2 separate regions of the Mus musculus genome follow, and region 1 is linked to region 2. The links are chromatin loops, found by intact Hi-C in ENCODE. Cell type or tissue: left cerebral cortex. All regions are shown on one strand. Each heading gives the region's core, and the rest is flanking DNA. Links, peaks and the distances in the headings are about the cores only. Region 1 has its middle 45 kb from the start of 5033403F01Rik. Region 2 has its middle 31 kb from the start of Eef1e1.

The links. Hi-C counts contacts between places; a loop is a spot of excess contacts. Peaks named below come from ENCODE experiments on the same cell type or tissue, not always from the same donor. Only the 100,000 strongest peaks of a DNase experiment are listed, where the experiment ranks them.
Region 1: it touches region 2 in a loop (3-fold over the local background); 18 of 42 quality-filtered maps call a loop at or near these places.

The regions. Positions count from the first base shown.
Region 1 is chr13:38,997,767-39,013,385 of GRCm38, forward strand. No RefSeq gene overlaps it. Among named protein-coding and RNA genes, the nearest start is that of 5033403F01Rik, 45 kb to the left of the region's middle. In left cerebral cortex, for the core only: no CTCF peak of the experiment used is centred there; a DNase peak (open chromatin) is centred at 9,078.
Region 2 is chr13:38,681,440-38,698,837 of GRCm38, forward strand. No RefSeq gene overlaps it. Among named protein-coding and RNA genes, the nearest start is that of Eef1e1, 31 kb to the left of the region's middle. In left cerebral cortex, for the core only: a CTCF peak has its summit at 8,769 (motif pointing right); DNase peaks (open chromatin) are centred at 8,766 and 9,624.

The DNA of each region.
Region 1 (15,619 bases), core at 4,159-12,158, 310 kb after region 2:
AAATTTGAGAAAAGAAGGAAGATACTGGTTTTAATGAAGAGTGTATAAGGAATTATTTTTAGTCATCATTGATACTTCATTGTAATTTACATAAGGTTTTCTCCACAGCAATTAAACAGAGAATAGAGAAATAGGTGAAACCTCCAGCAATATGGCCTTACCGTTCTTTTGAAACCATTTCTAAATGCAGTTGTTTTGGAAAAGTCCCTTTTTGTCTCACCTATTACACGCTGCCAAATAGAATGTCTTTTCTCAACAAAATGTAAGTATCAAGAACTCTCAAATCACATCAGTCAATGAATATGCTGATGTTTTTATGTCATTAAAATCTGTGTACTAGGATAACATTACAAAAGAACCGACTACTTAACATGTATAATGATCATTCAGGAAAACAACTTCTTAGCCCCTCCCCCCAACACACACCATGATGCACACACACACACACACAAACACACACACACACACACACACACACACACACACACACACACACACACACACACACACACGTCATATATATATAAATACCACAGGTAAATTAGCAGGAACTGAAAATAGGTTCAACTACCAGATAAACAGGGTGTGAAAACAGAGAATGTGAAGCACAAAGGGACAACTAGAGCTAGCGTCAGTCTCTCATCAGGCTGACATGAGAAAACAAATGCCATGTATCTATTGTAAGAAATCTATGGGAAATGGATATCTTTGATAGTGAAGTCATTCAGTGTTTGAAGAAAGTAATTTTTCGTTAAACCCAGGAAGCCAGAAAATGGCTCGGAAAGAGAGCTACATTTCAAACAATATAAAAACCTAATAAACAGGAAAAAATGTATTCAAGCCAGGTTCTGTGTACTTAAACATCTTTTGTTCTCAACGTTCAACAGGGCAGAACTCCTGACCAGGAAGGGCAAGACCTTTGTGTCTTACTATGGCTTCAGTTGGAGCCACTTATATCTTTTATTATAAATTGCTGACACGGACACCATAACTCTGTCTGTGATGTTCATGGCTCAAGGAACAGCCATGCGCCTCTTTCCTTTTATTGCAATGGGACAGACTTAACTTTTTTTCATTACTGCCCTGTTTGCCATTCTATGAAGCGCGAATAATAATACTCCAAAATCATGACGACTATTTTGTTTTACATGCAATCAATTTAATCCAAATTCAGAACCCTAAGAAGTCCTGGAAAAGGAAAGGACAAACCTTTCCCTGTGACATCATCCTGGAATGCAGACGTTAATCCTGTGCTTCAGTAATGTGTGTGTCAAGATAGCGAACTGACTTTCTGTAAAGGGCGTCTTTGAACTGGTTTTTACTTGCGGAGCTGTTTTATGCACTGAAGAGTATGCACCTGTCAAGGCGTCTTACTGACATCCAGATGGGTAACTGTGGAGCTCATTCGACTTGCCCTGAGGCCAAGCTTTAAGTGAGTGATGACTGAGGAATGCAGAGTGAATGTCAGGTGTGTGTGTGTGTGTGTGTGTGTGTGTGTGTGTGTGTGTGTGTGTGTGTACGATCGTGCATGTGTGTTGCTCTGAAGCTGCTGTTTGGGGTTTACCTTACTTAATTACAAAGCAAGCACGAAACAAGGCCACACCCCTTTATGTCCCCTACATTCTAACGTTTGGCATCCTGTGAAGATCTTTCTCTTCTCTGTACTTCTAGAAATAGTTTCATAAAAAGTAAAATAAATCAAACAGAAATGTGAAAATTTTATATAATGGACATATTTTTTTCCCTTTTTCTTCTTTTTTCTTTTTTAAAAACGTTATTTATTTTTTTTTACACTCCGTATTTTATTCCCTTTTTCCCTGTCCAACTGTTCCACATCCCTTTCCTTCCCCCTCTCCCATCTCCACATGGATGTTCCCACCCCCCACCCTACCTGATCTCTAAATTCCCTGGGGCCTCCAGTCTCTTGAGGGTTAGGTGCATCATCTCTGAATGAGCACAGACCAGCAGTCCTCTACTGTATGTGTGCTGGGGGCCTCATATCAGCTGGTGTATGCTGTCTGGTTGGTGGTCCAGTGATTGAGAGATCTCAGGGGTCCAGATTAATTGAGACTGCTGGACCTCCTACAAGGTCCTCTTTTCCTCAGCTTCTTTCAGCCTTCCCCAATTCAACAGCAGAGGTCAGCTGCTTCTGTCCATTGGTTGGATCTGACTCTTTCAGCAATGTTGATTTTTTTTTTTAATTTCCTACTGCAATGTAGACTCTTAGAATTTTAGAATTCATGGATCCAAAATGTCAATGGGGACTAACCCATGTACATTTTTGACAATCAACTCCTGGTCAATTCATTAGTGTATTCTTTGGAAAGATCTCTCTCTCTCTCTCTCTCTCTCTCTCTCTCTCTCTCTCTCTCTCTCTTACATACACACACACACAACTGATGATCAATCTTGAAGTATTTCTTTTTTTAAGATTATTTTGTAATTAAAACTCAGTCAATTTTAATAAATACTTTTCTAAAATCATGCTTATATATCTTATATGGCTTAAGTTGTTGAAAATTATGTGTCATAAATTTTGAGTAGACATAACTCAGGTGGTTTGTGCTTGAGAATACAGACAGCTACAGAGCCAGTGGGGAAAGCACCCTCAGTTTTGCCATAAATTGTGTGACTTTGGGAAAGTTTTTGTGTCTGTGTAGTAAAGGAAATTACCTAGGCCTGCAAAACTCACCTTTTGACAATTCTATCATTGGTTCAGGGAGAGGGCTCACTGGACAAGAGAGTTTCTGTGAAATCAGAAACCACTGAGTTCAAGTCTCCAACATCCATGTAAAAGGTGGGCATGGCTGTCCCTGTAACACCAGTGTTGGGAAATGGAGAGAGTTGCATCCTGGGAGCTGGGAAATGGAGAGAGGTGCATCCTGGGAGCTGGCTGATCAGCCTAGCTGACATGGGGAGCTTCAGTTCAGTGAGAGAATGAGTCTCAAAAGAATGAGATAAGCCTCATGGAGGAAGAGCCTGGACATCCTCTTTTGTCCTCTGCATAAGTGTGCATGGGCACATACACACATGGGCATGTACACACACACTAGGCTCATATCACACACATACTAATATAGGTCACACACATGTACACACGTGAACATGTCTGTAATTAAAAAGTCAACTTATCCATTGGAGGAAAAGCAATGTAACACAAAGTCTTCTTTCTTCTCCTTCCTTTCTCCTTTCCTCCTTCCTTCCCTCTTTTACTTCCTAACTTCCTTTCAAATTTCCATTTCCCTTCCCCTTATCCTTCCCCTTCCCCTCCCCTCACCTTCCCTTCCCTCCCCTCTCCTTTCCTTTTCCTTGCTGAGCTCACAAGTCCTTCCTCTAACAAGACTGAAGGAGTCATATGAAATTGACTATGAACAGCTTGCTCTAGATGCTTAAAAGGAGATGGCAAGCATTAAGGATAGAAGTCAAAGAAGCAGTGACTGTCTGGGATTAGGAACCGGTGTTTCTGGTTTAGCTGTTGTCTAAATATTGTCAGGACTCAAGACGCTGCTCCACCAGGGATGGTGTCAGGATTAGAAAGCCATCAGTGGCATCCCCTCAACAGTAATTGAAAAGTGAGATCAGATGCTTACAATCGCCCAGGTCACAGCCAGTCACGACTCTGCCTTTGTGGACAATTCCTTATGTCCAGAGCACGGTTCTTATCAGAGGGTCCTCCTCAAAGACAATTACTTTCATGCTCAGGTAGTGCAGTTTATGAGAGGAAGAGAGAAAGCAAGGACAAATGGATTCTGGGTAAGAGAGAAGCGGGAAGTAGGTGGTGGAAGAGTGGGCGTGGTAAAACCCATGGAGCTGACATTGTGCGAAAGTGTTGGTTGACAAGAGCAAGGTCTCGGGAGTCTTGTGGCTCCTCACCAGCCACAGAGATAACAAGATGCTCATTGATGTCCTCACCTCGAAGTGTTGAGAGACAAAGAGGAACAACGTGCAACTAACGGACCAGTGCTTTCCCACCGTGTATCAAAGATGGACGAGGACTTTTCCACCTACTTACTACCAAAGCATCGGTGCTCTCCCATCTGCTACAACCAAAGAACGGTGCTTTTTCCATCGCTTTTCTTTCTCTTCCCTTCTCTTGCAACTAATCTCTCTCTTCCCTTCTTCTCATCATTGGGGATGTAGAAGTTTCCGAGAATAATGCCCTCTGATATCCCCGGCGGAGAGACTTTGTTTGGCTCTCTTGTTTCTCCTTCACAGAACCCAGTTTCAGTTCTCAGCACCCTCACGATGGGTCATAACCATCTGTAACTCCAGTTCCAGGGTATCCAATGCCTTCTTTTGACCTCCATGGGCTCCTGCGTGTATGCGGTGTGCATAAAAGCATGTTAGCCATAGGAACATAACAATAATAAATAAATCTTCAAAAGGTTGGCTAATGATATTCTTGTAACTTGTCCTTAACGATTTTCTAATGCATGGATGTCTTTATTTTTTGTTTTGTTTTAAAATATCTTCTGTGTGGCTTTTCAAATTAAACAAATCATGAAAATTATTTTTAAGCTTTATAGGAAATATTTAACTTCTTGAAAAACTCCTGTACTTTCTTAATGCATTACTTCCAAAACATCATTATTTTATGTTGGGTATCTAATTTATTTTGTATTTTATGCTTGTCTTAGAAAAATAAATAAGCAATATGCTGGTAATTCTTTTACAGAGTTATAATAATCTATGGTTTTTATTTTATTATGGAGGAGTTTCATAAGATTAGTTTCAATTAATGATAGCATTAACCAAAATCCTCTATGAAGTATTAAGTCTTTAAATTAAGATGAAATTAAGTACAAGGCTTTAATTCTAACCATTTTGGAATTCATTATCTTCGAAAAATTCTGCTTCTGTGAAACTTTGATAAGGATAACTCAGCTTGCTTATCACTTTTGTCTTCCATTAGTTCTTACCCATTAGTGATCTCCAGAGTTTAATTTCATTATCACATGTTCTAGTTTCATTTATGTTGTTATGATCAAATATCCCAATGAAAAGCAACTTAGGGAAGAAAAAGTTTTATTTCATGCTATAATTGCAAATCCATCTTTGTGGGGGCATCAAGGCAGAAACTTCATATATAACTAGTCATATTTACAGTCAAAATCAGAAAGAAATTAATGAACACATATTCATTCACCTTTTCGGTTGTGTTCAGTTATGTTTTTCCATTGTTACACAGCTCAGGGCACCCTGTGTAGGGAATGACACCACCCACAGTAGAAAGAATCTTCTCACATCCATCAATGAAGACAACCCCCAAAGACATGCACATAGCCCAATCCTATGAAGACTCTTCCCAGGTCATTCTGGATTGTGTCAACTGATGAGAACCACTATACCACAGCAAGTTTCAGTTAAGGACAGACAGTCTTGCTGAGTAATTTCAAATGGTTTGATCAAAGTGGCAGGCAAGTTTCTTGCAAAAGAAAGCATTGGCCAGGATCTTGGTACTGGGATTTAAATGAAAGGGCCTTAACCTTTGTGCTAGATAAACAATGTGGTTCAATCTAGAGATAAGCCAAAGGCCTACCTCTCAAGAGTGCTCTCTATTGGTTGCCATGGAAAAGTTCCAAAACTTTCAACATGAATTCTTCACAGTGAATTTCACCTTGAGTAGCTTTCCACTTTATTTCTTTCTATTACTTAAAAAAAAAAAAGGCATGTCAGCCATTGTAAATTAGTAGTCTTTGCTACTGGCATCTTGCTGGCACCCCCTCCCCCCATAAAAAGACATCCAAAATACATGCTGGCTCTCAATCAGTTGTTAGTTGCCAGCAGTGGTCTCTTCCTCTTTCTCTGAGCTCAAGATTATTTCACAAATTAAAAAAAAAAAAGAGGAACTGTAATGAATAAGAATATGGCATATCCTGAAATGCAAAAGTACAGCATATGATTAACTTTTAAAACAGAACTAATATTCTGACAGATGAGTCCAAATAAATCAAAGTATTATGATAGTAGAATTATTATTTTTAAAGGTAGTAAATAAAATTTCATCACATTTTTCCATTTGCTGTATTTGTCTGAATTTGATACAAAGAACTTGCCCCAAAGAAGCTGGTAACTGAAATGTAAGTCCACTGTCTCCTATAATAGGAATTTGAACTGGAGTTGGGGATCCATGATTAGGGCTGATGTTCTCTTCATGTGTAACATACTGCTAGAAGAACACTGATTGTCTAAGGCACTATTATAATCATTTTCAAGGTGGAGAGGTGAAAAACTTACCCAAACAAACTAAATCATAAGTCTCTCCCCATAGGTAACAAAATGAAACAATTATGCCAAACAGTTAGTTGATATTTCTTAAGCATCAATTTTAGGCCAGAGCAAAGAACAATGGATGTGTATGTAAAAAGGATAATAGCAATGGTATATTTATATTTTTTGTAAAGTTTATCAATTACTTTCCATTGATTTTCTTGGTAATGGGAAAGAGACGTCATTTCTGGGGACACAATGTTCTCATCCTTACTGAATGTTTAATACAGGTAACAATTCTGAGTGTTTTGTGTGAGATTTTTGGGTATTCTTTGCAGAAATGGGGAAACAAAGGTTTTTTTTCCCATTAATCTATTTATTTATGAGGAACTAAAAAGCAGCCCACAAAGAAAGCTCTATTTTTTCCAATACTAAGTCTGAGAACACTTGAAGAAAATTGAAAAGGGAAGCCCATTTACGGATCTTTCCTTGAAGAGAGGCATCACTCAGCTCTCAAACTCCAGACAAAATATAAGAAAATGTATTACAGCCCGATGCCCCTCAATGATCTTAGATACAAAATGAATTAAGGGAAGTTTCAAATAGAACCCACAATCATTTTTAGAAAGCATAATATAGCCTGATCAACTTAAGTTGATCCTGGGAAGGCAGAGAGTTAGCAACAGTTAGAACACAATGCATGTAATTCTTCATGTAGATAAACCACTCCTTCCACTTCAAAGAAAGGAAAGGAAATTAGACGAACATATGCTTGTCTTGGTAGAACTGGGAAAGCCAGTGACAAACACAAAACATTGACAAAAACATTTGGCCACCATATTTTCCAATACGATTTATATTTTTACAAACAAAACTATGACTACCAGCATTCCAGGATATTACTTGGTCTGTGAGAAGTGGTTTTGTCCATAAAAGCCCCCACAACAGGTGTCTTGGGGCCATTCAGCTGAGTAGTAAGGGGAGTGGTCCTGACAAAAGTCCATTTTAGTCAGCATTTAACAAAGCTTGATTCAAATTTGGCTCAAAAAATTAAACATTGATTCTTGATTAGTTTTTAGGAAACCAGGAAAAAAGAAAATATTGCTTATCTATCCTGACAAAGAGACCGATGCAAAACCTATGGCTGTCATCACTGTCGAGGCTTCATGTCTGTTGACAGGTCTCACTATTTTCATAAAGCAGGACAAAGCGAAGTAAAATTAAAACTAAGGCTGGATGTGATTAAAATACACATTTATTTCTATAGTTTCCCAGTGAGCAATTAGAAATTAAATAATAGTGTTCAAATGAACAGTGAAAGAAATATTTGGAGTTAAAAAAAAAAAAAGGTCTGAATGTCATGCCCTGAAAACAGAGGAGTGTTGTTGACAGAAGTTCTCAAACCTAAATGAACTGAGAGAAAGAAGAGCAATGTTCTTGTCTTGGGAACGCCATATTCTTAGGATGGCATTTTCTTTAAATTGATGGATAGATCCAATTCAATCTCATTCAAAATCCTCACAGACACTTGGCAGAATTTAACAAACTGATTTGGAAATGAGTACAGAGTCAGCAATCACACAGAGCAGCCCCCGAGCAATGATGAAAACAGCGAAGTATATATTGGAGCTGAGGAATCTTTGTTCTGCTCCCAGACTCATTTCTTTCCATAGTCAATGCCACACGGTTTGGCAGGATAGCATCTTCCAAAGGCAAGTACTGTAAGCCAAACCCTGTGGCATTGACTGTGGCAAGGAATGGGTCGGGGGACCAGTATATATGATCAAAATATTTCCAGCAGGGCTGGGTCAATGGAGATGGGATAGTTCCTACAACAAGAGATTTGGGCAACCACCCAAGGTGACATGTAAACTTCACCCCAAACACCCTGGCATTAAGCATCTAAAAATACAAAATGCCTAGAGGTAGACACAGAAGGAACTGTCTGTGAAATCGAGGTAGCCACTAACTAGACTTATCAACAGCATAATCCAAGAAAAAAAAAACACTCAGCTAAGTTGGTCTTTATTATATAAAACTTATTTGAAAGGAACTGTCAAGAGAATGCACGGAGTAGGCTAGGGCTGCGCACACGTAGACTTACAAGTAAGGAATGCATCAAAGCACTTATAGCCAGGCATGGAATGAACTCCCAAATGTAGCCATGACAGAACAAGCCACACCATTAAAAAAAGCTAAAAGATTAGAGCTAAAGGTTTACTCAAAAGATATAAGAAACAGGCACAAAGCATATAAAGACGTGCCAAACCTCATTAATGATTAAAGAAAGGAATATTAATATTACATGAAGATCATAGTGAAAAGAAAGACTGATACTAGGACGATGGAAATGAGCTCAGTCGGTGGACCATTTGCCTGGGATGTGTGAGGAACTGGGTTTGATTCCCAGCACTGAAAGATCGAATGAATGAACAAATGAATGAATAATAGGGTCGTTGAGAACGCTGTGAAACTTGATCTGGCATGCTCCTCTTAGGTGAGTTTAAAATGAGAAACTACTTAGGCAGTATCTTGGAAATTTAAATATTCATTTGTGTGATTTTTTCAGAAGTGCCATCAAAAGAAACAAAAGCGTATGTTGATACAAAGCCTTACTCATCATAGCAACCACTGGAAAGAACCCAAATACTGGCAAATGAGAATAAACATGTGACATGAAAGTGGGATGGGGAACAGAATAAAGACTTCTCAGCTCCAGCATATATGATCTGTATGATCAGAAGATGTGCAGCAGGCTGGCTCCGTGGAGAAGGGATAGCTCCTATAACAGTTTTATAGTGGAATAGCGTTGCACAGCAGAAGAGCAAGTCGCTCATTCTTCACCAGCACAGGTAATCCTAAGAGCCATCCATCGGCTACCCGAAAGAAGCGGCGTGATGCTGTTGCTAGGGAATTCACACTAGAGGCAGAAAGCAATGCCAGCCATGGTTAGAGAGCAGGGTGGTGTGGCGTGGGGGTGGTGGGAATGATAGGGATTAAATAGTAACATGGGAAAACCTTCAGGCTGGATAATAGGTATACCCACTGTCTTGACTGTGGTGATGGTTTTATGGGTGGGGGCACATGTGTCAAAGTTGTTAGGCTATACATTTTAACATCATATTTGATACATGTTAAAGTACACACAGCTAAGCATTGAAAAAAATTGATGGTCTATTTAACATACTGTAAATTTTGAGTTATAAATGTAGGCTTGTCTGAACCTGAGCTCCCAGGTCTTTGGCCTCATGGGCTGCTACTTCCCTAAGAACACTGGGCAGGAGAGTGAGCTACCATAGTTCCCCTAATTGTCAGTACAAGAGCAGGCATAAACCAACCCCAAATAAAGCACGGGAAAACAAAACCATGTTGGGGTCCCCCCAGGAAGCTGCTCTTTAAAAATCTCACTTTTAAGCATGGCCAATTTCAGGTAATGATTATTTCTAATAATTAGGGGATCAAGATATCAATAAAACAGTGTCTCTAGAAGGGCTACATTTCTACACTGTGGTTATCCGTTCGAAATGGACACCACACAGCTTTGGACCTTTACATATACGTAGCCTTTGGAAGAGATTTTGCAGGGTCAAAATTGGTGCAATTCAATTTTATTCCATCATTTCTTTCCTTCTTTTTTTTTTTTTTTTTTTTTTTTTTTTTTTTTTTTTTTTTTTTTTTTTTTTTTTGTCTGAGAGAAGGACCATTGACATCCAAGGCCCAGGAGAGTCTAACTTCTACCTCTGGTGTGCTATGTGACTGGGACTGTCTCAGTCAGGGTTTCTATTCCTGCACAAACATCATGACCAAGAAGCAAGTTGGGGAGGAAAGGGTTTATTCAGCTTACACTTCCACATTCTTGTTCATCACCAAAGGAGGTCAGGACTGGAACTCAAGCAGGTCAGGAAGCAGGAGCTGATGCAGTGGCCCTGGAGGGATGTTTCTTACTGGCTTGCCCCCCCCCCCCTGCTTGCTCAGCTTGCTTTCTTATAGAACCCAAGCTTGCTCAGGGATGGCACCACCCACAAGGGGCCCTCCTGCTTTGATCACTAATTAAGAAACTGCCTTACAGCTGGATCTCATGGAGGCATTTCCTCACCTGAAGCTCCTTTCTCTGTGATAACTCCAGCTGTGTCAAGTTGACACACAAGTCCAGCCAGTACAGGGGCCAAACTTATCTGATGTCTCCAAGATACAACCAGCTTTTGTACATGCTCTCTGCTTCTTTCTCTACAAAGAAATCACTGCAGGGGGAGAAGGTTTCACCCTGGGATTAGGCAACTTGCCTCTAGATTACAGTGTGTCCATTTCTGCAAGAGACTGGTACTGTATATGGTTACAAACTAAGCGAGAGGGGAGTACTTCCTCGTTAAAAACTACTTGGTGACATTTCTGTTCCTTGCTTTCTGAAACACAGAAAACTTAGGGTCGTAATTATTTATTTGACATCTATTAAATGGGAAATATAGACCTTGATGGAGAGCTACCTCCTAGTGGCTAAAACATCTGAAACTAGAACCTGGATATTTTGCCAAAGGCCAAATCTTTTTTCTTTTTTTTAAGATTTATTTATTTTATGTATATGAGAGTACACTGTAGCTGTCTTTAGACACACCAGAGAGGGCATCAAATTCCATTACAGAATGTCGTGAGCCACCACATGGTTGCTGGGACTTGAACTCAGGACCTCTGGAAGAGCAGTCAGTGCTCTTATCCACTGAGCCATCTCTCCAGCCCAGGCCAACTCTTGTTATTGATCCTAACAGGAAGATCCTGCTGTGAAATTGCTCACAGCCAAGAAGAATACCAGCAGGACCTGTGCATGATTGGGTGCAGCAGGCAGAGGTCTTAGGACTGTGCCCCTCAGACTTGAATGTATACAGATGTCGTCACCCAAGAAACCTGTTAGCACACAGGGTCTGTTTCCATAGGAACTTTCTGTTGTACTGACAGACGTTATTGAGCCAGCCAGTGAATTGTACCAGGAGTAGCAGCGTCTTGGTTGGTCTTCCGTGGAACCCATGTATCAGTCATATGAAGATTTGTTTTTCTAGCTTGTATAAGCCTAAAATCACAAGTACCAGCCAAGGCGAGAGTTTCCTATATGTGGTTTACACACGGTAATTTCTTTCTTGAGACAAATAGTCCAAGGCTGCTGATTGGCTGCCACTATGACGTCAGGGACTAAGACAGCTATTCAAATGAGAGAGGTTAGTGTTAGCTGATTAATCAAGAATCATCCAGAAAGTGGGAAAGGGTGTATTTTATACCTTTAATGATAATTCATAGAGTCCACACACACACCTTTATACTTATGCCCATGTTTAGATAAACAATGACCAATGTATTTACCTAAAAACTCGGTTTTTGCTTTCGGGAGGCAAGAGGAGCTGGAATCTTGAAGGCCACTTGCCGCTTCTGCTATACTTGCCCTGGGCTGATTTTGATGACAAGGGCTATAGTTATCAATGCATTAAAAATTCAGTCCATTAAACAGTCATGACCTTGACTTGATCTAAGTCTCCCTCACAACTTTTTAAAACCAGGGCCATGGGGTCAGGAGGCTGACAGGGCAGGGAGCTTGTAGGGGAAGGAGCAGAACAATCAGACGATGATGGAGCCCCTGAGGAGGCACACAGGTCTTGCTAGGGAGGAACACGTTCTTCTGCCCGGATGCACTCAGGCACTCAGGCTCCTGTGTGTCTCACTTCCTGCTGATGTCTCCCATTCACGCTGCTTGCAACACACAGTACGTCTTACTGTGGGAATTACTCTGCGGCTTTATTTGCCCCACGTCTCTCAACAGGGGCAACGCTTTCAAAAACGTGAAATACGTAGCAGTGAATGAATAAAGGAATCTGAATTTTGAAAGCGACTCTTTTCCTTCTCCTTTGGAGGCTACTTTGGTGCTTGCTTCCCTGTTTCCAGCCACAATTGTACTACTTTCTTTTTTTAAAAAAATATTTTTATTAGGTATTTTCCTCATTTTCATTTCCAATGCTATCCCAAAAGTCCCCCATACCCACCCCCCACTCCCCTACCCACCCACTCCCCCTTTTTGGCCCTGGCGTTCCCCTGTACTGAGGCATATAAAGTTTGCAAGTCCAATGGGCCTCTTTTTCCAGTGATGGCCGACTAAGCCATCTTTTGATACATATGCAGCTAGAGACAAGAGCTCCGGGGTACTGGTTAGTTCATAATGTTGTTCCACCTATAGGGTTGCAGATCCCTTTAGCTCCTTGGGTACTTTCTCTAGCTCCTCCATTGGGGGCCCTGTGATCCATCCAATAGCTGACTGTGAGCATCCACTTCTAGGATGTGTTTGCTAGGCCCCGGCATAGTCTCACAAGAGACAGCTATATCTGGGTCCTTTCAGCAAAATCTTGCTAGTGTATGCAATGGTGTCAGCGTTTGGAAGCTGATTATGGGATGGATCCCCGTTATAAAGGCTGAAGCACAGCTCTTGGGAAACACAGGGGAGGGTGTGGCTAGTTTTGTCACGTGGCACCATGTCTCCCAACCAATGAGGAAACAAGACTGCCAAGCCTTGGGAAGTCTCAGTATATTTATAGCTTTTGAGTGTTAAAGGAAGGTGATTCATAAGAATAATATGTGATTTAAAAAGGAGTAAAAAAAATCTTCATCATATGATGGTCTATTTTGCATTAAATGTGTGGTGTCCCATAAGATGCACAGAATCTCACAAAGGCTATATTTTAAGTAGAATTCACTGGGGCCTAATCTAGTCCAGGCTCCTGTCTTTAGATATGGTGGCCTTGGGGATTTATACAGGAGTGATCCCGTGTTAGGAAAGTGTGCTGTAATCTACATGGGGCCACCTTACATCCTCTGCTATAAAGAACCTGGAATCTAGGATTTAGTGAGCTTTAAAAACCCAGTCTTCCTTGCTGGCTCACGAAAAATATAAACCTCTCTTTTAAAACTACTTGTGTATAAAATTGGAAGTTAGAGAAATATGCTTCTGGATTTTAGGGTTTTCTTTGACATTTAAAGTAATAAAGAATTTTTAAAATCTATCAACTTTCAATCTTTACAAACTATACAAACACAAACATTAACTTAATGTAAGGTGAAAGCACACGTGTATTTTTATCTATTAAAAGAATCACTATATCCTTCAGAAAATAGAAAACACAGGATGGTCTGCACAAATGAATCAAAACCAAGAAACACGATGTATGCACATGGGAGTCCAGGCCTGTCATCTCAGCTCCCTGGGAGGGCGAAGCAAGATTTCACAATTTCAAGACCTGCTTAAAGCTAGTTAGATAATAGCCAGACTGAGACCTTAAAAGAAGAGAACTGGGATTATACTTCCTGGCATGTAGGCGACTCCAACATTGTAAAAATTAAAAAGGGGGGAAATGAATGAAAGTTATAATTAGCTGCCGTCCGTATGATGTTAAAGCTGGGTGTACTGGCACATTCCTCTAATCTTTGACCTCAGGAGGATGGGGCAGGAGGCCTGAGAACACGAGACTTGGGCCATGTTCCATACTACCATGGGCTATAGATAGCAAGAACGTCTGATAAATGGAAAACATCAAATAACACAGTACCAACAAACAAGAATCATAGGGGCTCCTTGGTGAGCGGTTGATAGGAACACAGAGAGAATTCCGGGCTTGTCCTGTGGCTCAGGCAGGTGCCCAAGGAAGAAGTGACACGACAGAGTACCGTTCTCATGACCAGGAGAGCCAGAGACTGGCTGGGGAAGATCAAGATTGACAAGCAGCAAATCCCTTGCTGGGGTGCCAAGGGAAAGCACTGGAAAAGAGGATAGAACACCGGGACCTCTAGGGAGGCACTGGGCTGCTTACCAGTCTGTCTGGGATGACAGTTCTGGCATCAGCTGAGCTCGCTGCGATGCTGCCTGGAGGGCTGCTGCCGCAGAAACTTGGCGGGTAATTTAGCACCAAGCACATTCCCTCCCTGGCTGACATTGCAAGAGAGGCAGGAAAACACACAGCGGGCAGCCATGGTGAAGGCCTCCGGGCTTCTCCTCCAATGTCTGTCTCGCCCCCTCTACTGGCAGTGCCTAGAATTGCATCAGTAGGCTCTGGAGGGATGCTTAGTGGGTCCAGCTTCAGGAATAGGGCAGGATGAGTGAGGACTTAAATCTGGACTTGAAAAAGGGAACACTGCTAGCTAGCACAACCATTCAGTTTTCAAAACTCAAATAACTGAAGAAAAATGTAAGTCGTTAACACTGAGAAGCCAGCATCTGCGCAGCTCTAATCCACGCAACAACCATCGTCAGCCGTGTTTGGAAAAGTAATATCATCTAGATGAATTCATGGAAACATCCTATTATTTAAAGGTAAACATCTATAGGATGAAATTAGAACACTTCACTCAAATCAAAACCTTTCAACTTGAGCTACTTACTACTCAGTCTAATTGCCTCATTCTAGAAATTACAGGGAGAACGAAATCCAGACTAATTCTAGGACTTGCTCAAGACTGCAGAGTAGAAGACAGGGAGCGTTTGACTAGCGAACACTTCTTAACTGAATGCTCGCAGGTGCCAAGTGTGGTCTCGGGCACGGGGATACAGTAGCCAGCACAAGGGGTTCGTCCACGAGCTCACAGCACTCATGTTTCTTATTTTGTATTTTATTATGTTTTATTTGTGTTAGAAAGTTTGGAGCTGAGACTAAAGAATGGACCATCTACTGATTGCCATACCCGGGGATCCATCCCATAATCAGCCTCCAAACGCTGACACCATTGCATACGCTAGCAAGATTTTGCTGAAAGGACCCTGATATAGCTGTCTCTTGTGAGACTATGCCGGGGCCTAGCAAACACAGAGTGGATGCTCACAGTCAGCTATTGGATGGAACACAGGGCCCCCAATGGAGGAGCTAGAGAAAGTATCCAAGGAGCTAAAGGGGTCTTCAACCCTATAGGTGGAACAACAATATGAACTAACCAGTAACGCCCCCCCCCCCCCCCCCGAGCTCGTGTCTCTAGTTGCATATGTATCAAAAGATGGCCTAGTTGGCCATCAGTAAAAAGAGAGGCCCATTGGTCGTGCAAACTTTAGATACCTTAGTACAGGGGAACGCCAGGGCCAAGAAGTGGGAGTGGGTGGGTGGGGGAGTGGGGGGGGGGCGTGGGGGACTTTTGGGATAGCATTGGAAATGTAAATGAAGAAAATACCTAATAAAAAAAAAGAAATTGAACCCAGGGCCCCACACGTGCAGAGCGAATGCTCTACCACTGAGCTACATTTTCCACTGAAGCGTACACATTACTAGGGGGAGTCAAACAATATACAGAAAAGCAAATCACTGCATAGCAATTCATCCCAGTGGGATGGCTGAGAGTGATGGTGGTGTATTGGGAGGAGGTGCATTGTTTGTGCTGATGCTATTCGAAGAGAGGC
Region 2 (17,398 bases), core at 5,747-13,746:
TGCTTCCTCCTTAGGTTTAAAACCATTGTTTCTTATGTGGGCTTATGAATCAAAAGGAACAAAGGGCGCATTTTCTGTGGAGCTAAGCTGCAGTGAATAGGATTTAGGCTCAAGTGGTACACGAAGTTAGTGACACTGCCTTCTCTGACTTCCTAAAATGCAGACTAGACTGACCACTATGGAACACGAGGAGAAAGCCAGACAGCACCACAGCAGGAAAAGCCAAAGCCTCACTCACTGACTATAGGATGCAGTGTCAGTTCTGGGTGCTTCTATATGACAGATTACATTTTTATCCATTTTGGCCATTTATCACTGTTTGGTGGGTTGTATGTTTCTCTATCACCTAGGTAGCCATAGCCATTATTTATTTGAATGTCCCTTGCCTACTGGGCAAATTCTTGTTTATTTTTCAACAGTTAACTTAAAAAGATTGTCTACCTGTTATAGAGTTATTTCTGCTTTCTCAACAAGAGAATTGCTCTCTTATTTCTTGTCTAAAGCATTATATGAAAGCATCTTTCTATTTATTCCATTACGCCCTATCAGTGAGCTAGATTATATCCCTGTTGTCTGAACTAATGAGAGTAGAGCTATTAACCTAATGAAGGAAGAAATTATTTGTCATTACCAATTTGGTCACAGTTCTAGACAAATGGGGAGTATCCAAATCTGGCTTCAACATGCTCTTTCCTTTCTTTTCTGTTCCATTTCAAGCAATGCTTGTGGTTATGCGTGCTATGTCCCCTTTTTCCTGGTGGAGGGATCTTAAAGCTTTCTGCACAAGGAGAGTTGCAGCTTTTATACAGTTCAATGACACTTGGAAAAATTGACTTCTAAACTGGCCCAGACTGCAAAGTCTCACAGTGACATTTCTATCATGTCCTATTTATCAAGACCGCTCAGTATCAAGAAGAAGGGAGAGAGAAGGCCCTAGAAGAGCACATAAGGCTAAAAGAGTAACTGCAGCCATTAAAAAAAAACCAAAACAAAAACAGAATGCAATCTGCTGTAGCATATACCTTGTGGCCATAGCAAGGCCGATGAGGCTGAGATGTGTAATACATTTGCCCTGAAGCTGCTTTCTGTTTGGTTTTAGGCTCCTTTTCAATGTCTAGGGACCCATCATTAAAAGCAGCTCCAGGTGTAGATGGGTCTCTTTCAGGGTCATCCCTTTCTAACTCTTCCCAGAAAGCTGTGTCTTGTGATTGGATGACCCACAGTGAGAGTGACAAGCTATCTGCACATCACTCTTCTGACATGCAGTGGTGAAGCCTTGGGCCAGGGCACTACAGATCTGCCTGTTCAAACACAGTGAGAAAGTTTTACAAGAAACGTATTCACTTTCCCTTTATACCTCTGCAGCATACTTAGCAACCTTTGTTTGATCTGAAAGGAAAAGTTTGCAATGGTTTTTTTTTGTCCAGCCCTCCTAGGAATGGAAAAATCTGCTGTATGGGAAATCTGTGTTTAGGAAAAACGATAGAAAGGAACAACAACCTAGTTCTTCAACTTTCCCCCATGCCAAACTGGATCAGTGTGGTTGGAGTCAAGAGACAAAGCACAGACGTCATAAATCAGAGGCCTTCCATAGGAAGAAACTTAGTAGCATTTGTGAGGATGGGACTAAGGTGAACCTCAGTCATTATGGATTTTAAGTCCTCTTGCCAGGGAGTCTTAACCACATGCCCTTGCAAACAGCTGCCTTTTTTGAAGATAGTGTTATTACTTAGTTTTCTCATTGTTGTGAACAAATACCCCAGCGAAAACAACTTAAAGAAGAAAGGAAGGGGGAGGGAGGGAGGGAGGGAGGGAGGGAGGGAGGGAGGGAGGGAGGGTTTGATTTGGTTTTGGTTTGAAGGTACTGCCCATCATGGCAAGGAAGGCACAGTGGCAGAGAGCAAGGCTTGTCATAGTGTGTCCACAGTCAGGATGTAGGAAGCAGTACATGCTGGTCCTTAGCTTTCCTGCTTATTCAGTCCAGGACTCTAGGTCATGGAAGATTGTTGCTCATATTTATCATAGGCATTCCCAACTCAACTGACCCAAAGCGGAAACTCCCTCACAAGCATACCTATAGAGCTTGTTTCCAAATATCAAATAGCTGATGAGGTTAATTATCACGGCACCTAACTGGTTAAATACGTGAACCATCATGGGACAGATGCTGAGGTTTCAATAGACTCATCAGGAAGGCAGACATTAAGTCTGTCACAGCAAGGGAAGTGATGTGTCATCTTTGTGACAAAGACTCGGGCAACGACTGCTATAGGATTCGTGTGTTCATTTTGCTGATGGTGGTGATGGTTTTATGATCGCTGCCTATCAAATTGTAAGATTTAAACGGCAGAGCTCAGCATTTTAATTATATCGCAGAGATTATTTTTAAAAACTCAAAAGAGGGCCAGTGAGATGGCTCAGTGGGTAAAAACATTTGCCACTAAGGCTGATGATTTGAGAGAGTTTGATCCTTGGGACCCACACTGTGGAAGGGAAGAACCAACCCTCAAAAGTTTTCCTCAGACTTCCCCTCCCCCTCCCCCTCCCCCTCCCCTCTCCTCTCCTCTCTCCCCTCCCCTCCCCTCTCCCCTCCCCTCTCCCCTCCCCTCCCCTCTCCTCCCCCTCTTCCCTCTCTGTCTCTCTCCCTTGTGGTTGTGGATTGGATGTAAGCTCTGATACTGCTCTACCATGCCTGCCTGCCTGTTGCTGTGGCCCCTGCCATGATGACCATGGACTCCCCCTTTGGAAGCAGTGAGACACTTTCTTTTGTAAGTTGTGTGAGCCCCTGAGTTCAGATCTTCAGTACCCATGCAAACAGCTGTCATGCATTAATCCCAGTGCTGCAGAGTTATAGGGAACACAGACAGGACTCTTCCTGGGGTCACTGGTTGTCAGCCTTACTGAGGTTAGTGAGAGATCCTATCTATAGAACAAGGTGGGGGGAGTTATAAACATGTCTCTGTGCATGTATCTCCCAGCCCTAACTTGGGCATTCGACACACACCACACATACACACATGCATAAAAATATGCATACATGTACATGATGCTCATATGTTAACCAGTCAACGGAAATAGAGTTTTCTCTTAAAAAACACTGAATTGTAAAAGTGGTGGTTTAGAGGACCTCCACTTAAAACCAGATACATTGAAACTAATAGAGAAGAAAGTGGGTAAGAGCCTTGTGCACATGGGCACAGGGGGAAAATTTCCTGAACAGAACACCAATAGCTTATGCTATAAGATCAAGAATTGACAAGTGGGACCTCATAAAATTGAAAAGCTTCTGTAAGGCAAAGGACATTGTCAATAGGACAAAAGAGCAACCAACAGAGCCTGCAAATTCAGAGGTGGTTGCTTTCCATTGGTCTGAGCACAGGGTCCCCAATGGAGGAGCTAGAGAAAGGACCCATAAAGCTGAAGGGGTTTGCAACTCCATAGGAGGAACAACAGCATCAACCAACCAGTACCCACAGAGCTCCCAGGAACTAAATCACCAACCAAAGAGTACACATGGAGGGACCCATGGCTCTACCTGCATATGTAGCAGAGGATGACCTTCTCAGTCATCAATGGTAGGAGAGCCTTGGTCCTGTGAAGGATCGATGCCCCAGTGTAGGGGAATGCTAGGACTAGGAAGTAGAAGTAGGTGGTTGGTGAGCAGGGGGAGAGGGGAGGGTATAGGGGGTGTTCAGAGGGGGAAACCAGGAAAGGAGATAACATTTGAAATGTAAATAACAAAATATCTAATTAAAAAAAAAAGAAAAATGAAAAAAAAAACTGTCTAGAAAATTTCCTTCCACCCTCCTTCTCTTCCTTCCCCTCTCTTCCCTCCCTCCCTCCCTCCCTCCCTCCCTCCCTCCCTCCCTCCCTCCCTCCCTCCCTCCCTTCCTTCCTTCCTTCCTTCCTTCCATTTTGTTTTTTTGAGACAAGGCTTCTCTGTGTAGTCCTAGCTGTCCTGGAACTCTCTCTATAGACTAGGTCAGGCTGGCCTCGAAATCAAAAAGACCAGCCTGCTTCTGCCTTCTGAGTACTGGCATTAAATGTGTCCCCCCACTACCAGGCTTCCATTTCTTGTTTGTTTGTTTTTTAAATTTTCTTTTCTTTATTTATTTTTTATTTTAGAGGTATGGGTGTTCTGCCTGCCTGCATGTCTGTGTACTATGTGTGTACCTAAGGAGGCTGAAAGAGGATTTTGGATTCCCTAGGACTGGAGTTCCAGATGGTTGTCAGTCACCATACAGATGCTGGAAACCAAACCCCAGTCCTCTGTAAGAGTAGCAAGTTCTCTCAGCCACCGAGCCATCTCTCCAGCTCCTAAAATCTTTTTATTGCCGGAGAGCATATGCATGTGAAGGTGTATTCACTGTAAACATTCATCACAATGAACTTCCAGAAGCAAAGCAACCCTGTCTAGACAGCAGGGCCTGGGGTGGGGAGGCAACACGCATCCCTTTGGTAACCTCTCAGTTACTCATCCCAGGAGGAACCAGTCACCTGCATGGACTTCCGACCCCAGTCATTTTTTTTTTTCCTGCTGTCGAAACTTTCACAAAACCATCACATGCCAAGAACCCTTTAGAACATTTCTAATATTTTGTTGAGGGCTAACGACATCCACTGCATTTTATATATTTAGACGGTGCGATCTGATGTGTTTTGACATATGAATATGCCCATGAAGCCATCACCACAATCAAGATAATGAACTTGCTCATCACTCCCAAACTCTCCTTCTCTACCCCCTACCCCACCCTCCATGTCTCTCCCCAGGCCATAAATGATCTGCTTTCTGTCACTAGACATTCAAGTTGTCTAGAATCTGACTAAACTAAAATAATAAGAAATCTATGGGTTTTTTCCTCTCCCCAAAATTTCTCTGCGTTCCACCTATGCTGTCCCATGTATTATTACTATGTTCCTTCTCACTGCTGATTAGTGTCCCTGTGTATGTACATGCCACACTTTTATCCATTCTCTAGCTAAGAGATACCTTTTGACATCTGGCTTATCTTACTTCACATTATTCTTGATATTTGCTAGGAATGGAGCCCAGAGCAAGTGACTTCCCATCTCTGCGTTTAGGGTTTCCCCCCCCCCCACCTGTACAGTGGGATAGTTCTGAAATAGTAAGAATCATAAGGATGAAAGGAGTTAATATAGTTGTCTCCTGGTATCCAAAGGGCATTGGCTCCTGGCATTGCGACTGCCTAGGAACCCAAATCCAGAGACAAACAAGTCCTTTAAGGTGTAATGTTTACATAACCTCTGTGCGTTTTAAACTGCCTCTAGATTACTTGTAATATCTAATGCCAGGCAAATGCTTTATGAGTACTTGTCATATCTTATTGGTTAGAAATTTATGACAAGATAAAAACTAGTACATGTACAAACTCAGTCATTTTATTTTGAATATATTCAATTTGAAGTTGCTTGACTCCGGATGTAAAGCCTGACTATACATACAGAATACATAGAGAATAGAGCCCGGCAGGTGAAGGTTTAATGGGATGGGTCAGCCTACACTGTCCCACTGTGTGCTGAGTACTGGGTGTGGACCTACTAATGCATTCTCCACAGCACCGTGGGCCTGAGAGGTGGTCTGATGATGCTATAGCTTTATCCAGGGCCTTGGTTGTTGTTAGGACTGGTACCCAAGCCAAGAGAGAAGGGAAGTTTGTCTTCAGCAATCCTCCCTTAGGAGCATCCGGTCTTCTCCGCCATCATTTGATGGTTGTCCTCTCCTGTTGGTCCTGTTTGCTCAAAGTCTTTGTGATCTTGGTCCTGACTCTAGATGGGTCCACTCTTATCAGAACTATCTCGTGAGGATTCTCATCTTTTCATTATGTTTGAACTATTCGAGATCCATCTATCCACACAGCAGACATCCCCGTATGCGCTGAGCAATGGCTGTGCGCTAGGTGTGTTAGTTTGCTTCTTTGGTGTTGTGATAAAAACACTGATCCAAGCCACCTTGTAGTAGAAAGGGTTTGTTTGGATAATGCTTCTAGTCCATCCCTAGAGGAAGTCAAGATAGGACCTCAAGACAGGAACCGAAGCAGAGACCATGAGGAACACTGTTTATTGGCTTGCTCCCAATGGCTTGCTTGTTCAGCCTTCTTTCTTATATAATCCAGGATTGTGTGACCAGGAATGGCTTCACCTACTCTGGGATGAGCCTTCCAGCATTAAAAATCATGCAAATGAATCACAGACATGTGGTTGTTTGAATGAGAGCGCCTCCTATTGGCTTATCATGCTTAGTCTTCTGCTGATAGACTGGAAGGATTAGAAGGTGTGTTTGCTGCAGGAGGTGTTGGGGGAAGTGTGTTACTAGGGGTGAGCTTTGAGGTTTCAAAAGCCCTCACCAGGCCTAGCCTCTCTCTCTCTCTCTCTCTCTCTCTCTCTCTCTCTCTCTCTGCTTCTGTTACAGCACCATGCCTGTTTGGTTCCCACCGTGGTGATCATGGACTAACTCTCTGAAATGGTAAGCCAATCCCCAGTTGAATGTTTTCTTTTTGTAAGAGTTGCCTTGGTTGTGCTGTCTTGTCAAGGCAATAGAACCATGACTAAGACAACCAGTCTGATGGAGGCAATATCTCATTTGAGTCCCCCCTTACCCTGATGACTACAGTCTTTGTCAAGTCAACAAAACCTAACCAGAACACCAGGTTAGACTAGAAAATGGGTTATAACTTCCGACTTTAAGAATGTTTCATGTGGCATTGGACCCATTCACAGGGAATCCTAGCCATTCAAGGGGCTATTATAGGAGGCAGTTATACTTTTTAGGGACTATTTAAAAATCTTGATATGCTGACATGTAAGGTCTTATTTACCTTTAATCTGTAGGACATGGGGTTACTTATAAATATTAGAAGCTGGGGATGGAGAGATGGCTCAGTTGTTAAGAGTGCATACTGCTTTTCCAGAGGACCCAAGATTGGTTCCCAGTGCCCATGTGGCCAAACAGCCTCTAACTCCAGCTCTAGAGGATCCAATATTCTCTTCTGGACTATGTAGGTATCTGCACTCATACATACCTACGCGCTCGCGCACACGCGCGCGTGTACACACACACACACACACACACACACACACACACACACACACACACACACACCACAGCACAGTAAAACAAATTTTAAAATGACACAGCACATATTATAGGTATTTGAAGACTGGGAATGCCCACTGTTCTAAGATCTGAGCAGTTTGAAAGCAGTGTAAGGGGAGTGAGCATGGTGAATGAGTTAGAACTATGCTCCACAGACACTGTAGGCGGGACCTGCAGACCCTTCCTGAAGGCTGCCGGTCACTGTGCCTAGCGACTCTGCTGCACAGCAGGAGGAGTAATAATCTGATGCTTTAGTTGTGGCCACCTGGACACCTGGTGCTCATGCTAAAGCCGAAGAGAGCGGCCAGGACATTGTCCCACTACCCCTACTGGATTGGTCTCCCTTAGCTCTGCAGTGTTGATGCTGCTACTGGCCAGTTGTTAGGAAATCACAGGGATTGTGTCCAGCGCCGCTGGTCATTCTCGAGGTCATTCACCCTTGAGATGGCTGATTCAGCTCCAAATTCTTGAGGCTTTTCTGGTTCTCAATAATTCTAGTCACATCTCGTTTTGCCCAAAGTGCTCACGGCTTCCTCGCATGCAGCCTGGCTTCCCCCAAGTCGCTCTGTACGTGTTCATTCAAGATGGCCTCTTCCCAGCATTCTGTGGCTCCCATGCATGCGCTTCCTGATTAAATGCTTCTTCTTACTTGATCGTAATTTTATGGTTGCATTTTATTTGATAGTATGTATTTTTAAGACAATTTCTCATGGCCTAGCCTGGCCTCGCTAAATTTGTAGTGAAGACAACCTTGAGCTCCCAGTCTTCCTGTATCATCTCCAAGGGCTGGGATTGTAGGTAGTGCATCACTATGCCTGCTTCCCAATTCTTTAATAACCTCTGTTATCTTTGTCTCTTGAGTTTTCAGGTTATTAGGTCTCTCATCCTAACCATTCAGTTTGGCCACTACTTAAATCCTAATTGTTTCATGGGCTTCTACGGCTTCTTAATGAATCAGGATATCTCTAGAAGGTTATTTTCTGCATGTAATCCATAGTACCTAGTACAGTCCTGGACAGAGCATCCATCTAATAGCTACCCCAGGCCATACAGTGTCATAGGCATGAATCTCACTATTTATTTTTTTTTTTAAATCTGAAGCTTGCATAATCTGAGGGATCCTCTTCAAGAAAACGTATGATTATGAGTACAATATCAGAAGCAAAAGTGAATGTGTTTGTAAAGAAATTCTTAGGACCCCTTTTTGAGTTTGTGCAAGAAAGAGGCTCTGGAGCTCAAATAGCCCCCAAATTAAAGGAAAGGTCTAGATAGGTTTTGGCTTTCTTTGTTTCTATGTTTTGGCTTTCTTCACCTATTGTGCACAGACTAAACCCCAGGCCTTGCTGTCTCTCTCACAACTGCATTTTCTGGCGATGTGGGAGGGCACCTCGTCCTAACTCCGGGAGACATGGGTGTACTGTTGTACTGGAGAAATCTGTCGGTTGACAACGAAGCATTAGCAACAATGATACGTTTTGAAGACCAAAGTAGACACTAAAAGCCCGATATCTGTGCAGGTATGTATCTGCCAGGGACTTGTCACACACATGGGACTGTCTGAGCCTCCTGTAGCACATATTTCTATCAGAAAAGGCAAATTCCAGAGAGCTCTGAGCCATTTCCTCTTCTCAGAGGCTGCTATTGGGGAATCTGACCAGCTGATGTCACTATGGGACCATGAATACAGCCACAGCCAGGTTAAAAAAATAAAAAATAAAAACCAACTTGGGCTTGGTGTTGTAGCCCTGAGAAAGATAACCTCTTTCCTCCCCACAGCTGCCTGACCCCATCTCTTCCCCTGCCCGAGTAGTTTATAAAATTGAGGACTGGCTGACAGATTTAATTTTGATGGAGAATTACCTGTAGGCAAGAGGACAATCAAACCCATACTGCTGAGGAAGGGGCCGGGGGCTGAGGTAATGAATCTATTATCTATGTTTAGCAAGCAGAGAGTGTCAGGCTAATAGTTTACCGGTTTCCTTTTCCTCTGCTATATACACACTTTCCTTTCCATCTTGTTAGATGCCACAAGCTCAGAATCATTGTAGAAGGGCTGATTAACAATGTGCTGTATTTTCCAGGCATCTTATTTCTGTCTTCTGTTGCCTGCCTATAATCTACTTGGGTCATAAGAAGAGATATGGTTAGACTTTGAATTCCAGTCCTGAATTCTAGCAACTGTGGAGGCTTTGGTGGGCAAGGAACTTGAAAGCATAGCTAAGACTTTTGAAACTGATGTTTGATAGAGAATTTTTCTGCCTCCTTATTTGACCTCTACTGTAAGCCACGTTAGTCACAGGTCGTGGGGAACCAGATAAACCTTTGGTGTTTAAAATCTGTTAAAAGAAGGGTACTGCTGACTTCGATCACTAATGGTGTCTAATAGAGAGCTATGTTCTCCCAAGTTATGTGGTCTGTAGAGAGCCTTCCCAGGCACGAGCAGAGACTCTCTTTGCCTTCATGTTAGTCTCTCTAACAGTCATCGTGGGTGGCATAGCAGAGTACCACATACACAGATGGTGGATTAAACAGAACAGCGATTTCCTTGTAGTCTCAGAGAATCCAAGATCAAGATGCCAGCAGCGTTAGTTTCTCCTTGGCTTATAAGTGGCCATCTCCTTCCCATGCCCTCACATGGCTTTCCTTCTATGTGTGTCTGATCCTAACTCCATTTTACACAGATGCTGTCAATTCTGATTGAAGCCTACACTAGCGCCTGGCTTTAGCTCAAGTCTCTCTTTAAAGACCCTTTGTAAACACAGCCTCCTTCCGAGGTCCTAGGCATGTTACCTTCAGCACGTGGGCTTTGGGGAGCAAAAGCCTCCACTTGTTAAGGTTTGAATGTGAAATGTCCTCTATGGGTTCCTCTTTTGAATGTTTGGTTTTCTAACTTCTAGCAGGGAAAGCTCTGGTGAAGCTTGATTGGCAGAAGTGAGACATTCCTGATGGATGCTGGACAGGTATAGTCCTTCGTGGTCCCCCATGATGTGGCCCCTTAGCACGTCTGCCCCCACAGATGGAATTGCTCCTCCTGCCATGCCTGCCTCGATCAGATGCACCAAAATCCCATGAGCCAAATGCATCTTTCCTCCCTTAAGTTGCTTCTGTCGGATAGTTTGATGCAATGACAAACACATAACTAGTAAAGCAATCTTCCCCAGTCTAGACTGAAGGTGAGCCATCTGAGATGCTGACTAGGTAGCTGGCCTCCTATTTTCTTAGCTTGGCTGTGTGACTTTGAGTTGTGTAAAACAAGATAGAGGAGCCACAAGCCCACAGTGCCCCATAATCAGAATCATGAGATCAAAGAGAGTTTCTGCACATGCCTGGGAAGGCTCTCTGCATAGGACATGACTTGGGAGAACATCGCCCAAGCCTGTGGTTTGTGGGGGGCTTGCATTTGAGCCCAATGCATGCTAACTTGGTCACCCTGCATTTACCTTAGGGCCATAGAGAGCATTTTAAAGACTCTGTAATACCAACATGCTTGAAAATTTGCTTACTGAAGAGCAAATTTTCTCAATTTACTCAATGCAAAAATAAACTGATAGGCTGCAATATGGAGTTTTCACCTATTGATACATAAAAAGTAAGGCAGATTAATTTTAATTACATGCAGATAATATGACCTTATTATAAATAATCAATGGGCTGGTGAGATGTCTCAGCAGGTAAAGCACTGACTGCTCTTCTGAAGGTCCTGAGTTCAAATCCCAGCAACCACATAGTGACTCACAACCACCCAAAATGAGATCTGATGCCTTGTCTGAAGACTGCTACAGTGTACTTGTGTGTAATAATAAATACATCTTTGGGCCAGAGTGAGGGGGAGTTGACTGGAGCAAGCAGAAGTCCTAAAAGTTTAATTCCCAACAACCACATGAAGGCTCACAGCCATCTGTACAGCTAGAGCATATCCATATGCATACATTAAATAAATAAATCTTTAAAAAAGTAAATAATAAACAACAAGTTTGTCTTAGAAAATAAAGGTAAATAATAGAGGTGTTTTTCTTTTCTTTATCTTTCTTTTTGTTTGTTTAACTTTTATTGTTTGTTTTTGATACAGAGTTTCTCTGTGTAGCTCTGGATTTCCTGGAAACTTACTCTGTAGACCAGGCTGTCCTTGAACTCAGAGATCCACCTCAAAACTGCTTGGTCACTTTATTTCTTCCTAGTTATTAACACACTTTACAAGAAAGATATTATACTATAGCATTTTTTAAAAGCATACTTTTTAGTTTACTTTTTTGTGTATGTGTTTGTATGTTTGTACAAGTGTGTTCAGGTTTACATATGTGTGTGTGTGTGTGGTATGTGCACACACACACACATGTAGAGGCCAGAAGTTGATATCAGGCACCTTTCTCAATCACTTTACATCTTATTTATTGAGCCAGGGTCTCCCACTGGACTTAGAGTTCATTGATCCAAGTTTCAGAGATCATTCTTGTCTCTGACTCCCTAGTGCTGAGTACAGAAATGTTACCAAGCCCAGATACTTATGTGATTTCTTGGGGATCAAACTAAGGTCACTATGTGTGCGCAAAGAAAACATGTTACTAATGGAGCCATCTTCTTGACCCTATTTTCTGTTTTCTCTATGTCTGTCTATCTCTGCTTATGAAAGAGAGAGAGGGAGAGAGAGAGAAAGAGAGAGAGAGGAAGAGAGAGAGAGAAAGATTGTTTCTACAGCTAAGTGTATACTCTATCACTGAGATATACCCCAAACTTCTAAATACTTTTTTTTAAACAAAGAAAATAAAACTTCATTTCATGCTTTTATTTTTAGTACTGAGTATTGAATTCAGGGCCTGTGAACATGATGTAAGCATTTTATAGTGTATCCCTAGCCTGGAGAAGAAAATTTTAACTGCCAACAAAAGCCCTCACATTAGAAACTTACTGGACTTTATGAATTAATTTAATCATATTTTTGTTAAGTGTGAGTTGATTGCCTGGGTCATTTCAGGTCTCTTTGGGACTGGAGACAACGTAGCAAAGACACCAAATAACATTCCTGCCCTTGCATTCTGTGGGAAGACACAGAGCACAGGTAACAGATCGATGGGCATTGCTTTTTATCAATTCCAAAAGCAAACACATTGAAAACTCTCTGATAGTTGAATGCATCTTACACCACTGTTGATCTGTAGTGATCACCACATGAGATATAAACAATTTCCGATGCTCACTGAGTGCTTGAAAGAAAGTTCCAGTGACAATATGAAGCAGTCCTTTGATCTCTTTGAGCAAATGGCTGAGACCGAAGTGGGAACAGTGATATCCCCAAAGGGTGCAGCATCTTTCTGCAATCTGGAGTCTGTCAGGCCCGCTCAGCCCCTCGCCTGTGAGGTTGTGGTCTCTTGAAGAAGTGCTGCATGATTAATGACACTAAGAGAGCAAAAGTGACGCGTGTAACCATGCAATCGTAAGCTAACTGTGATGACATCAAAAACTGATCCAGACAGGTAGAATTCAATGCAAACGTTTTCGGTTCTCTTAATCAATTTCCTGCCTTTGAACACACACTCAAGGGCATGTATGATACACACAAAGCTGTGCCTAATGGATCAAATGAAGCTCTTTCAGTGAAGAGGAGAGGGTGGTCTGGAAGAAGGAGACATCGTGGCCTGAGTTAGCAGTGGTTTCTTCTTAGTTTACGTAAAACACTTCCAGCTTACAGTTTCTGAGGTGGTAAAATTGTGGTGGTACATCATGTTGAGAGAGGTGACCAAGCTACATACATCATTGAAGGTGACCTGGAAGCCCCTGAAGTGTTGGCAGGGCACCTGGAGAACAAGGTGTTGGGGCTGTGGACATAATGAGCTTCCCTTCTTCCACAAAGTTCCCGTGTGAATCTGGGGACTCAACTTCTCAGTCTCACTCAGTTCCTTCGTTGGCTAATTCATGTTTATCCTGGCTGTTTGGTTAGAGTATAAATGACGGCCACCTGATATTTGTTGACGAAGCTAGCCAGTGATCACCCCGGACATCCAGTAGCTCTGTTCTTGGTGTTAAGAATATAGCTCTGAGGAACGGAGAGGACATTCCGCTTCATCTGGGATGACCCTGGATCATATATGATCCAAGTGTTCTTTCTGGTTCCTTCTGGTTTTCTTGCCCAACTCATCAAAAGTGACATTTAGTGAGATGGAGCTACGTGAATTCTTTAGTCACTTGTTTAAGCAGAACTACGAAGAAATAGACACTAGATTGCATGTGCCTCTCTCGGGAACTATTTAATTCTTTCAGCAGTAGGGTAGTCTTTGAAATTGGAGAAGTTGGCATTCAGGGATCGAGATATCACTTTAAGGAAATTTCTTCTCAGTCACCTAAGGATGAGCACCCTTCCCCTCCATTTCTGCCGGCTTCGCCTCCCTACACGTTCATGTTTTCAGCATTTAGCTTTTAGGAGATGATTTATTCTGAGGAGTAATGACCGACATAGGCTTAAGACAGAATCTAGTTCTTTTTAAACACCTCCCACTTTAGTGGGCACAGTACTTTGGGAAAATAATTGATTTTTTTTTTTAAGATATGGGTTTCAGATAAAAATCAGTAAATAAGGAAAGGTATCCTGACAATCACATCTTTGTCCAGGGGCTATGTGTGGTGAGTAAAACCATCACCGTCATGCTCTGCTTTCTGGAGATGTTACATAGACTCATCGGGAGTTTGTTTCCTTTTGTGTGTGTACACTCGATGCAATGGGCTGGAACCTAGACCTTTGCAGACTGATGCTTTACCACTGAGCTAACTCCCCAGCCCTTATTAGTAACTCTGTTGCAGTGCTCTTATTTAAAATTGTGATTGTTCTTTTATTCACACAGCTTTTCAATTCAGATCCATCTTCTAGGAAAATCTGCCTCTTGAAAGAGCAATGGCCGTCACTTTAACCTCAGACAACATTATTTACATTGACGTTCCTAAGATGGCTCTTTCATTTTAATTTGAAAATGTGCACTAAATGGCAAGATGTTACGTGCATGCTGGAGTAAGGCGTGTGTTCTCTAACACACTGAGAAGCAGTGTAGCTAGGAGATACAAATCAGGTGGACTCCGTAGTCTCGTGTTTGAGGATTCACTTTCTTTAAAGAAAAATGACTTCTTCATTTAACCTCAAGTATGCCTTTCTAAAAAGTATGTAAAGAACTCTTCTTGTCCTTTTTTTTTTTTTTTTAATGCTATTAACACTGGCTGACAGCATTCTAGCCAACAGGCAGTACGTGACATCCTGAGAAAAGTGACAAATATTTACAATGGTTCAGGCTTGGTTCACATTATCTGTGCAACCATTTTATTTTAATCGTCAGTTTGATGTGATGTGAAGTGTAGTGAGAGGATGTTTTTCCACAGTGAACTATGATCAAATAAACTCACTTTCCTGTTAGCTGAGGCTCAATCAACAGGAACATCGATGTTTCCATACACTGCCCTGTCCTGTTGTGAAATGTGTGTGTTCTCCCCCTCGGCCCACTTCCTGTCACTCGAGGAACAGGGCTCTATTGTGCTCGGACATTCTTGTACCTGGAGCACTCAGAGATTGCCAGGAAAGGACTGTGTCTGTACTTCTGATTCTAGGGACACACAGCCAGGATCTGGTCTAGTGCTTTGTGCTTCGCTGTGGAACAGCTAGGGAAAGACATCGTCCTTTGCTGCTCACTTCACCGCTGAAGGGCAGAGAGCAGAATCTAACAAAGGACCGCTCTTTGAGTGGAAACAAACATTTCAACAGCCTGAGAAAACGCAGTGCCATTTGGTTGGAGCAGACATGTCCGCAATTTGGATGGTCGCTGGTGTCCACAGACGACAATCCACCTCCGTTCTTTTTCCTCTAGACTTCCGGATGGAAACAACTGGTGGAGCACCTTGAGATTCTCCTCATACATACTGTGCTTAGGGTATTTCTGGTGATGTCAGGATTATCTCTGTCACCTTACAGCAGAGGAGACACTGAACTCAAATAGTTAAGTTACATGCCCAAGGTTACAAAGATGCTGCGGGAACATGAATGTGCGGGACTTTTCAAAGGCCCTGTGTTAAAGTTTGGTCCTCAGGTTTTGAGAGGTAGTGGACTCCTGATGAGACAGAGCCTGGTAGTGGACTCCTGATGAGATAGAGCCTGGTAAAAGGAAGTCAGGTAACTGTGCAGGGGGGTGGGGTGTGGGCGGGGCAAGGAGAAGAGAATGCTGGCAACCCTGGCCCTTTCTTCCTTCTCTCCTGGTTTCCTGGTCCCTGGGAAGAAAGTCGCCTTTTGCTATCTCCTGATCCCACTTCGATAATGAGCTTTGCTGCAGGCCCCAACTCAATAGTATAAACAACAGAGAACCAAAATCTCTGAAACCACGAACTAAAATAAACCAACCCCTACCTGCAGTTGGTCTCTGATAGTTTGTCATGGCTGATGTGTAGATAATGAATCGAAGAACTAAACTTTTGATTCATAAATTCCTAGCCCACTTGTGTTGGTTTTTTTTTTTTTTTTTTTTTTTTTTTTGTCCCATGACAGAGTATCTGACACAAACAGCTTAGGAGAGAGGGCTTAGGTTTGCTCGGTTTCAGCTCATGGTGGGTTGGTTCCATTACTGTGGGCTCAAGGAGAGACAGATGGCTTTAGGGACATGTAGAAAAGAAGACTGTTCATGCTATGGTGGTCCAGAGGCAGGCAGAGTACAGGGGCAGGCAGTGGTCAGCACCAAGATGTATCCTTCATACACATGCTTCTCAAGGCTTCTGACCTTTCAAGAGTCAAAATTTGAATCCATTAATGTAAATCAATCCATGAAATCAGGTCTCTCGTGATGCAATCACTTCCCCAAATCTCTCCTTTGGGCATCGCTTGTAAGAGACCATGTCTTCAAGATACCAGCCTTTTGGAGGAATGTTTCACCTACATACCAAAACAGTAACTTTTAAAGGAAATTATGTTGTGTATTTATATACAGTATTCCATATTTATAGAATTTTGAATTTGTATTATAGATTTTCCTTTTAAAACGACAGTGACTTAAAGGTAGAGGTCCTTGTTACAAATACTTTGAGAAGTGAAATATGCACAGGTTTGGTAACTGTGCAGAGCTAGACTTAAAGCTACTGCTGGTGATGTGACCTTGTATAATGTTCTTCTCTTACAATATGAAAATTCTTCTACTCCATAAATATTACACTATGGTAATTTGTTCTAGATATAATATTTGGATGGACCACAAAGAAGGGTTGTTTTGGGGGATTCTAAGTGTTCTTTTTTGATCTCTTATTTTTTTTTTTGTTTAAATCTGTCTCTGTCTCTCTCTGTGTCCCTCTGTTTCCCTCTCTCTCTCTGTGTATGTATTGGTTATATTTAGGGTATGCTTGTGTGTCTGTGGAGTCCAGAGGTTGAAATTAGGTGTCCTTCTCAATCTGTCACTACCTTGCTTTTTTGAGACAGGATCTCTTATTGAACCAGGAGCTCTTCAATTCAGCTGGGCTGACTGACCAGTGAGCTCCAGGAATCTCTGTGTCTCCATACCTCTCTGTTTTCCAGCCCTACTGCTGGGGATACAGACACATGGCACAGCATTCCACTTTTACATCAGAGCTTGCTTGTGCAGTGAACACCTTAACGACTGAGCCGTTTCCTAAGCCCCTTTTGTTTAATTCTTTCTTATATGAGGAAAGGTCTTCTCATGTGGCCTAGCTGGCCCTGAACTTTCAATCCCTGCACCTTAGCCTTCTCGGTGGTTAGATTACAAGCATGGGTCCACACTAAGCTAAAAATACTAAACGTTTCCCACAGGTTTTATTTACGCACTCCCTAAATATCTATCATGCTCATGCATAACAATTTTGGCAGAGGTGTTGGATCGGTAATTTGTCTCATTGATAAAACCAGGCCAATTTCATATACGATAATGAAAATGTTAAAAAAAAATGAAGTTTTCCTTATTGCTTTTAACTAGGACATGCACACTACTCTAGAAATTCCATTTTCATTGATTTCTGAAAGACTTCCATTTGACATCTAAAGATAATGGTCTCTTTTTCTTTAAAAAATGGTCCCTTTTGGACAAATTGGGTCAATTAAAAATTTTCAAATTCTCTTTCATTCTCCCACTCATTTCTCCCAAAACCCGCTGGAAGGAGACGCTCATGAATATCTTGGGAACTCAGACATCCTGGTCTTCCTGGTCATTTTGAACCCTGTGTGTTGTACTATGTTAGATCCTGCATGGTTTCTTGTAGGACCCTGAAATGCAGCCTAGTTCCTGGTTGAGCTAAGGCGAGCTAAACCCCGGTGAC